2 separate regions of the Homo sapiens genome follow, and region 2 is linked to region 1. Evidence: read pairs that join two places in POLR2A ChIA-PET (ENCODE). Cell type or tissue: Caco-2. All regions are shown on one strand. Each heading gives the region's core, and the rest is flanking DNA. Links, peaks and the distances in the headings are about the cores only. Region 1 overlaps DMRTC2 (DMRT like family C2). Region 2 overlaps LOC124904790.

Region 1 (4,382 bases), core at 68-4,067:
TCCCTAACTAGAACGTAAGCTCCTTGAAGGCACTTATCAGACCTCCTCCCAGGCCAGACCCCACTTCAGACTTCAGCAGGCAGCCTGGGTCCAGAGACAGAGCATTGGGTTCCCTGCCACTGTCTCACTATATGCCCTTGGGCAAGTCCCTGCCTTTCTCAGTGCCCCACTTTCCTTGATATCAAGAAATTTGCTGTCGAGTGCCAAACTGATAAAAAGGATTCACTGAATAACTCTCAACTGCAATCCCAGGGGCCAGGCTGAGGAGCTTGGGGTCCTGGGCCTGAAGACGTTCAACCTGTCGACCCCCTCATCTCCTTGGTTAGTCCCTGTGTACTTCAGTGATCTCCATTTCCCAGCCATCCCTATCCATCCTCTCCTTTCATGGCCCACCTGGTGGGCCACAGGGGTGAAGCAGGGAGATCCAGGCAGGGTTGGGGGGCACAGAAGGGGTCACACGAGGAGCCTGGGATGAATCTTTCAGCCCCACGAGGGCTTCAGCTGCCTCTTGCTGCAGCTGCCACTCTGAGGGGCCAGATGTCCGGGCCAGGCACGAGGCTCCAGAGGCCTGCAAGGGAAAGGGAGACAAGCAGACTGGGAACCCCCGCTTCTGCCCACCCTCTAAGTGTTCCTCAGCCCCTGCTTCCTTCAGTTTCCTGCTTTTTCCTTCCCCAGGCTCAACCTCCTCCCAGGGCCCTAGATCCCACTTCTTTCCCAGGACCTGTGGCTGTAGCTGAAGAGGGTCTGGGGTGCCACAGGGCTGGAGTATCAGAGTTGAGTGTCTAGAAACAAGGAGAGAAGATGCCAGGGTGGTTAAACAGATGAACAGACATGCACACATTGAAAGAGGGGCAGGATTTTGCCATGTTTTGATCTGGGAATCTGAGAGCCTGCTGGGCCATTAAGCTGTGTCTTGACTTATTTTGTTTTCAGTAAAGTAAAAATCCTTGCCAGTTTTTCCTCCCAGGGCTACTGTGAGGATTATGGGAAATCACTAGTGTCTTTTTTTTTTTTGAGACAGGCTCTTGCTCTGTCACCTAGGCTGGAGTGCAGTGGCGGTGTGATCATGGCTCACCATAAGCTTGAACTCCTGGGCCTACACCATCTTCCCACCTCAGCCTCCTAAGTAGCCAGGAAAACAGGTGTGCACCACCATTCCTGGCTGTTTTAATTTTTTTGTAGAGACGAAGTCTCGCTCAGTTACTCAGGTGGTCTCAAACTCTTGGCCTCAAGTAATCCTCCCACCTCAGCCTCCCAAAGTGTTGGGATTACAGGTGTGAGCCACCAGGCCCCACCTGATGCCGGTTTTTAAAAAAACACCTAGAAGACTGAGATTACTGTCCCTGACCTATCAGAGTCTGGGTCCCATTCCCCCAGTTCCCCAGTCACCATAGAACTTGAAGGAGAGCTTGGCTCACCTTTGGGAAGCTTTTCCTAATGGCCTCTGGCCCCTCTCCTGGGTCTCTGAGGCTCTCATCATCTCTGCCCCCCATATCAGCAGGCAATCTTACCCCATCAAATCTGTCTAAGCAGATATAACAGCTACCATTAAAGAGTCTGTGCTAGGTCTATTCCATACATTATTGCTAATTCTTACAACAATCAGAGAGGTAAGTAATAGTGTCTCCAATTTACTGATAGAAAAACAGGCTCAGAGAGGTAAAGATAATTGTCCAAAGCATCACAGCTAGGAAATGGCAGTACTAGGAGAGCTCTGCCTTGCCTATTAGTCAGAGACCTTTTCATCTTCATTATCCACTGTGGTTGGACACCAGCACTGTGGTTGGACACAGCACAGGCTTAGGCTTATGATACACATCCTTCTCTCCCTACTCACGTGCGGGGCTGGCTAGGGGGCCCTTGGGGCTCTCCAGAAAGAGGAGCTGTCAGTACTGGGTGAGATCCTGGGCAGGTGGTGAAGGGCCCATGAGTGGGCAGCTGGAGGGAGGTGCCAGGGTCAAAGCCTAATAAGAATAAAAGAATGCAGAGTGTATAGGGGCCAAGGTCATAGTTTCTTTCCTCCCTCTCCCCACCTATGCTTTCTTCCTCTTCCCTCTCCAATATGTGGCAGATTGGCACTCAAATATATGTTGAATGAATGTTGAATTATCATCTTACCAGGGAAGGGAGGCAGAGAGACAGCAGGTTCTTGGTACAGCAGGCGGCACACCACTGGTGGTGGCATGGAGAAGCCTGGAGGCAGCCAGTGTCCAGGGACCCAAGGGCCAGGAGGCACCGGAGTCCAGGACAAGGGCGAGGCTTCCGGGGGATGGCTGAGCAGCAGAGGCCCACAGGAGTTCTGCAGGGGCAGAGGGCACAGGCTGGAGTTGGGTACAAGGCTGGAAAAGGATTGAGTGTATTCTGGGATACGGGCAGAACCCCAAAACTTTGGGGCTGGGAGGCCCTCGTTTTCCCCTCATTTTGCCTAGAGAAGAGCAGTGATTTGACTAGATTACATAGCAAACCAGGGCTGGGGCTAGAACCCAGGTGTTGAGGGCACAGAAGAAAGGGTCTGGGTAGGAACTAGGGTGGGGGACACTTTCTCAGGCCCCAGCCTCTCCTTACCTTCCCGGGGGGTGTCGGTGCCAGCAGGACTGCCCCATGGGGGGTCTGAGGCTGGGGTGCTATGTTCTCCTTTCCAGCTGTGAAGGACCAGGGAGAGCTCTAATGAGCCCTTTCTCCTGACCCCTATCCTACCCCAACCCCAGACAGTTCTCATCTCCCCCATCTAGCTCATTTTTTTTTTTTGAGATGGAGTCTTGCTGTGTCGCCCAGGCTGGAGTGCAGTGGCGTGATCTTGGCTCACTACAACCTCCGCCTCCTGGGTTCAAGTGATTCTCCTGCCTCAGCTTCCCGAGTAGCTGGGACTACAGGCATGCGCCACCAAGCCCAGCTAATTTTTGTATTTTTAGTAGAGACGGGGTTTCACCATGTTGGCCAGGATGGTCTCGATCTCTTGACCTCGTGGTCTGCCTGCCTCAGCCTCCCAAAGTGCTCGGATTACAGGCGTGAGCCACTGTGCCCGGCCTCTAGCCCATTTTTGACCCACAGAACTCGCTGCATTCTCTCAACGCTGGGACAGCTGAGGCCGAGGGAGTAGAAACCCTTAGTTCAAGGTCGTACACCAATTCAGCAGCAGGACTGGGCCTCTTTTTCCCATACCTGCCTCCTGTACCCAAACTCCTGCCCCATCGCTGGTCAGAGACACTCACAGGGGACCTGTGGCTGAGTGGTTCCCTTTCTGAAGTGGTTGGGAGCTTTGGGAGAGGCTTCCCCTCTCCTCATCAGGTGCTTCTTTAGCTGCGCCTCCTGCTGCCTACGCAAGGCCACCTGGGCAGCCATGACCCTGCGGCGCTCCCTAAAAGTGGGGAGTTGCAAGTCAAAGGTCAGCCACCCTTTGGAGGAGGCTCATCCTCCTCCCCTCCCAGACCTCATACTCACAGGATGAGGACACATTTGTGACACTCGCAAGCCTGGAAGAGGCAGAGGCGCTTGTGGCCCTTGAGATGGGCGGTGACACCATGGTTGCGGCAGCGGGCGCAGGTTGGAGAGCGGCTGATGGCTCTCCTGGGGATCAGCTCTGTGCTCTGGGGGTCTCTGGTCTCATCCCAGGGGGCAGAGTCTAAGGGGCAGTGGTAGCCAGCAGGCATGTCACTGGGTTCCATGGATCTAGGGGCAGGAGTGGAAGGTAAGCATAGCCAGGTGGGCCTGCCCCTAACAACCCTCCTGCCCTGGAGACCACACCTGCAGGTCTCCATCCTGCCCCTCTTTAGACCCCGCCCTGATTCTGGCTTCTTTCCCAGCTTTCTCCCCTCTTTACCCCATGACATTTCTCAGGTATCTTCCTTCTTCAGAAACCCCTCTCCTCTTCCTCTTCTGTGTTCTTTCTTTTTTTTTTTTTTTTTTTTTGAGATGGAGTCTCACTCTGTCTCCCAGGCTGGAGTGCAGTGGCACGATCTTGGCTTGCTGCAACCTCCACCTCCCGGGTTCAAGCGATTCTCCTGCCTCAGCCTCCTGAGTAGCTGGGATTACAGGCAAGAGCCACCATGCCCGGCTATTTTTTTTTATTTTTGTATGTTTAGTAGAGATGGTGTTTCACCATGTTGGCCAGGCTGGTCTCGAACTCCTGGCCTCAAGTGATCTGCCTGTCTCGGCCTCCCAAAGTGCTGGAATTACAGCCATGAGCCACTGCACCCGTCCCCCCTTTTTTTAATTTAAAAATTTTTAGGCCGGGTGCGGTGGCTCAAGCCTATAATCCCAGCACTTTGGGAGGCCAAGGCGGGTGGATCACAAGGTCAGGAGATCGAGACCATCCTGGCTAACACAGTGAAACCCTGTCTCTACTAAAAATACAAAAAATTAGCTGGGCGTGGTGGCGGGTG
Region 2 (4,382 bases), core at 164-4,163, 690 kb after region 1:
TTAATTAATTAATTTATTTCATTTCTTTTTTTGATACGGAGTCTGACTCTGTCACCCAGGTTGGTTTGCAGTGGCGTGATCTCGGCTCACTGCAACCTCTGCCTCCTAGGTTCAAGTGATTCTCTTGCTTCGGCCTCCTGAGTAGCTGGGATTAGCAGCACCATGCTGGCTAATTTTTGTATTTTTAGTAGAGATGGGGTTTCACCTTGTTGACCAGGCTGGTCTTGAACTGACCTCTTCTCCTCCCCTCCCCTTACCTCTCCTCCCTCTTTTCTCTTTCTTTTCTTTTCTTTGTTTCTCTTTCTTTCTTTCTTTCTTTCTTTCTCTTTCTTTCTTTTTCTTCCTTCCTTTCTTTCTCTTTTTCTTTCTTTCTTCCTCTCTCCTTCCTTCTTTCTTTCCTTCCTTCCTTCTTTCCTTTCTTTTCTTTTCTTTCTTTCTTTCTCCTCTCCCTCCCCTCTCCTCCCCTCCCCTCCCCTCCCCTCCCAGCCCTTTCCTTCCCCACTGCCCCCTTATCCTCTTTCACAGGGTCTCACTCCATCACCACAATCACAGGCTCACTGCAGCCTCTAACTCCTGGGCTCAAGCAGTCCTCCTGCCTTAGCCTCCTGAGTAGCTGGAATTAAGGTGCACCACCACACTTGGCTAATTAAAAAACTTTTTTTTTTTTTTTTTTTTTAAGAGAGGGATTCTCACTATGTTGCCCAGGCTGGTCTTGAACTCCTGGCCTCAAGTGATCCTCCTGTCTTGGGCTCCCAAAGTGCTGGGATTACAAGCATGAGCCACCTTGCTTGGCCAATCTTTTCCTTTGTTTGGTGAGATGCCCCATGGTTCTGGTGTGCATTCTCCCTCATTGAAATGGGTCAGTGAACCTGGCTTTGTTAGACTACAAGTTAGTTCCTGGTCACCTTAGATTGATGGGTGAAGGGGTTGAGAGTGTGTTACCTCAAATTTGCCACCCCAGCATAAGCATTATTTTGAGCTGAAGACAGTTGAGAAAAAGCAGACACATGAAAGAACTCTGCCCTCCCCTTCTCTACCAAGAAGGGCAGGATGATTTCTTAATAGCCAATACAATCTCTAGACTCTTATCAGCCCACAGATGGCAGGAGGGGAATCTATATAACAAACCTTATGAGCCAGCCCTTATCTTCCACTAGTTGCCCAATATATTTATCTTCCCACAATTTGCTGTGCCCGGAAGCTCAAAAGTTCTTTTCCTGTGTCTTGTCATTCTCTACAAATTTATTGTTCTTTTTTTTTTTTTTTTTTTTTTTTGTTGTTGTTGTTGGTGTTGGTGTTGATCTGGAGTCCAACTCTGTCACCCAGGCTGGAGTGCAGTGTCATGATCTTGGTTCACTGTAAACTCCGCCTCCTGGGTTCAAGCGATTCTCCTGCCTCAGCCTCCCAAACAAATTTATTGTTCTTTATTAAGATGCTATGGCCAGTCACGGTGGCTCACGCCTGTAATCCCAGCACTTTGGGAGGCCAAGACGGGCAGATCACCTGAGGTCGGGAGTTCGAGACCAGCCTGGCCAACGTGGAGAAACCCTGTCTCTACTAAAAAATACAAAATTAGCCAGGCATGGTGGCACATGCCTGTAATCCCAGTTACTCGGGAGGCTGAGGCAGGAGAATCACTTGAACCCAGGAGGCGGAGGTTGCGGTGAGCCGAGATCGTGCCATTGCAGTCCAGCCTGGGCAAAAAGAGCGAAACTCCATCTCAAAAAGAAAAAAAAAAAAGATGCTACGTAAGCTCCAAGTTCATTGGCAGAAGTAGGGCCACGTGCAGTAAAGCCTTAACTCTGCTGGCATGGGTCCTTAAGTATTGAACATTCCAAAGAAAAAAACTGGCCCTTGACCACTCCTTAAGCTCTAAGCCTTTGGAATATCCTGCCTGATAACAGTATCTGTACACATCTGGGCCTTGGGTGGGACAGAGGGATAGTTTATGCTAACACCATGACTCATGGTGTCTGTTTTTGCATACCTGGGGCTTTGGGCAACACTGTGTTAGTTTGACCTCTGTGGGCTGGAGACTGAGGAGTTGTCACTTGGGTGCTCTCTGCCTATGTAACTGACCCCCAGTGAACACCTTGGACACCAGAGCTTGGGTGAGTTTTCCTGGTTGGAAGTGCTCCATGCTTGTCATGGCTTCTTGCTGGGGAATAAAGCCCTCTCCACACAAGTCCACTGAAAGAGGACAGGTGGCAGCTCATGGGATCTCCCTCAGACTCCGCCCTGTGAGCCTTTTTTTTTTTTTTTTTTTTTTTTTTGCTGATCTTTTTTTTTCTGTTGCCCAGGCTGGAGTGCAGTGGCATGATCTTGGCTCACTGCAACCTTTGCCTCCCAGGTTCAAGTGATCCTCCTGCCTCAGCTTCTTGAGTAACTGGGATAACAGGCACCTGCCACCATGCCTGGCTAATTTTTGTATTTTTAGTAGAGATGGGGTTTTATCATGTTGGTCAGGTTGGTCTCAAACTCCTAGCCTCAAGCGATCTGCCCACCTCGGCCTCCCAAAGTGCTGGGATTACAGGCATGAGCTAACACGCCTGGCCCAAAGGTTCTTTATGAACCTTAATGTGGCCCTTAATGAGAACTTGATTTCCTCTGAACCTGTTTATCTCCCATGCATCTTGGTAAGTGGTATTACCATACCCTGATTGCTAGAATTAGAGATCTAGGAGTCATTCTTTTTATTTTATTCGAGTCTTTTTTTTTTTTTTTTTTTTTTGAGACAAGAGTCTCACTTTTGTCATCCAGGCTGGAGTGCAGTGGTGCAATCTCAGCTCACTGCAACATCTGCTTCCTGGGTTCAAGCAATTCTTGTGTCTCAGCCTCCCAAGTAGCTGGGACTGCAGGCACATGCCACCATGCCTGGCTGATTTTTGTATTTTTAGTAGAGATGGGGTTTCGCTATGTTGGCCAGGCTGGTCTTGAACTCCTGGGCTCAGGCGATCCTCCTGCCTTGGCCTCCCAAAGTGCTGGGATTAGAGGTGTGAGCCACCACGCCCAGCCTGTTTCTAACTTTATTATGAAAGTGACATTCAGATATCTACAAAAGTAGGGAGAAGAATGCAATAAACTCCTATCACCTAGTTTCACCAATTATCAGCATTCTCCTCAGCTTATTTTATGTATTCCTGTTTTCCGAAGCATTTTAAACAATCCCAGATATTTGCCCCATAACTATCTCAGTATGCATTGCTTAATGATAAAAAGTTTAGCAGTACCATCATGCCATTATTCCAGCTAGCAAAAATAATATTCCTTTAATTTCATCTAACACTCAGTCCATATTCATACTTCTCCAATGATCTCAGAAAAGTCATTTTTGGTTACTTTGTTCAAAACAGAATGCAAAAAAGCCCTGAGACTGTGTTTGGTTGTTATATTCCCAAAGTCACTAAAAAAAACTTTATCAAGGTATAATTGACATAAAACAAATGGCTCATATTTATTTATTTATTTATTTTGATTCTCTCACATCAGCCTCCCAAGTAGCTGGGACTACAGGCATGTACACCATGCCTCGCTAGTTTTTTTGTTTGTTTGGTTTTTTTAGAGACAGGGTTTTGCCATGTTGCTCAGGCTGGTCTCAAAACTCCTGGACTCCAGCAATCCTCCCCACTTGGCCTCCCAAAGTGCTGGGATTACAGGTGTGAGCCACCACGCCCTTCCACTGCTCATATTTAAATGAGCATTTCTGTAATCTCAACATTTCCTTGTATTTTTTTGTAATCTCTCCCACCCACTTACACTCCCATCCCTATTTTTCAAGCAACCTCTGATTTGTTCTCTATTGCTATAGATTAGTTTGTATTTTCTTGAGTCTTATATAAACGGAATCATATAGTATGTTCCTTTTTGGGGGGAGGAGTCCAACATAATTATTCTGAGATTGATTCATGTTGCTGTATGTATCAATAGTACATTCCTTTTGATTGCCAAGTAGTATTCCATTGTACAGATGTACCACAGTTTGTTTATCCATTTACCTGTTGATGAACATTTGGGGTGTTTTCAATTTTTGGCTATTAAAAATGCAGCTTCTATGAACACTTGTATACAAGTTTTTTTTTGTATATTTATTTTTGAGACAGAGTCTCGCTCTGTTGCCCAGGCTGGAGTGCAGTAGTGTGATCTTGGCTCACTGCAAGCTCCACCTCCCGGGTTCATGCCATTCTCCTGCCTCAGCCTCCCTAGTAGCTGGGACTACAGGCTCCCACCACCACGCCTGGCTAATTTTTTTTTTGTATTTTTAGTAGAGACAGGGTTTCACCATGTTAGCCAGGATGGTCTTGATCTCCTGACCTCGTGATCCACCCACCTCGGCCTCCCAAAGTGCTGGGATTACAGGTGTGAGCCATTGCGCCCAGACTACA

Evidence for each region. Peaks named below come from ENCODE experiments on the same cell type or tissue, not always from the same donor. Only the 100,000 strongest peaks of a DNase experiment are listed, where the experiment ranks them.
Region 2: POLR2A ChIA-PET joins it to region 1 with 5 read pairs; 2 of 35 experiments call an interaction of 5 or more read pairs at or near these places.

What each region holds. Positions count from the first base shown.
Region 1 is chr19:41,846,712-41,851,093 of GRCh38, reverse strand. It overlaps DMRTC2 (DMRT like family C2), which reads right to left. Exons shown (of 9, transcript NM_001040283.3): 2 at 3,442-3,669; 3 at 3,213-3,358; 4 at 2,566-2,642; 5 at 2,119-2,299; 6 at 1,838-1,964; 7 at 722-782; 8 at 394-568. The coding sequence starts at 3,665. Among named protein-coding and RNA genes, the nearest start is that of DMRTC2, 3.9 kb to the right of the region's middle. In Caco-2, for the core only: no CTCF peak of the experiment used is centred there; no DNase peak of the experiment used is centred there.
Region 2 is chr19:41,156,873-41,161,254 of GRCh38, reverse strand. The region is part of intron 2 of LOC124904790; the gene reads left to right. Among named protein-coding and RNA genes, the nearest start is that of CYP2S1, 34 kb to the left of the region's middle. RefSeq lists an enhancer at 1,644-2,207. In Caco-2, for the core only: no CTCF peak of the experiment used is centred there; DNase peaks (open chromatin) are centred at 1,152 and 1,964.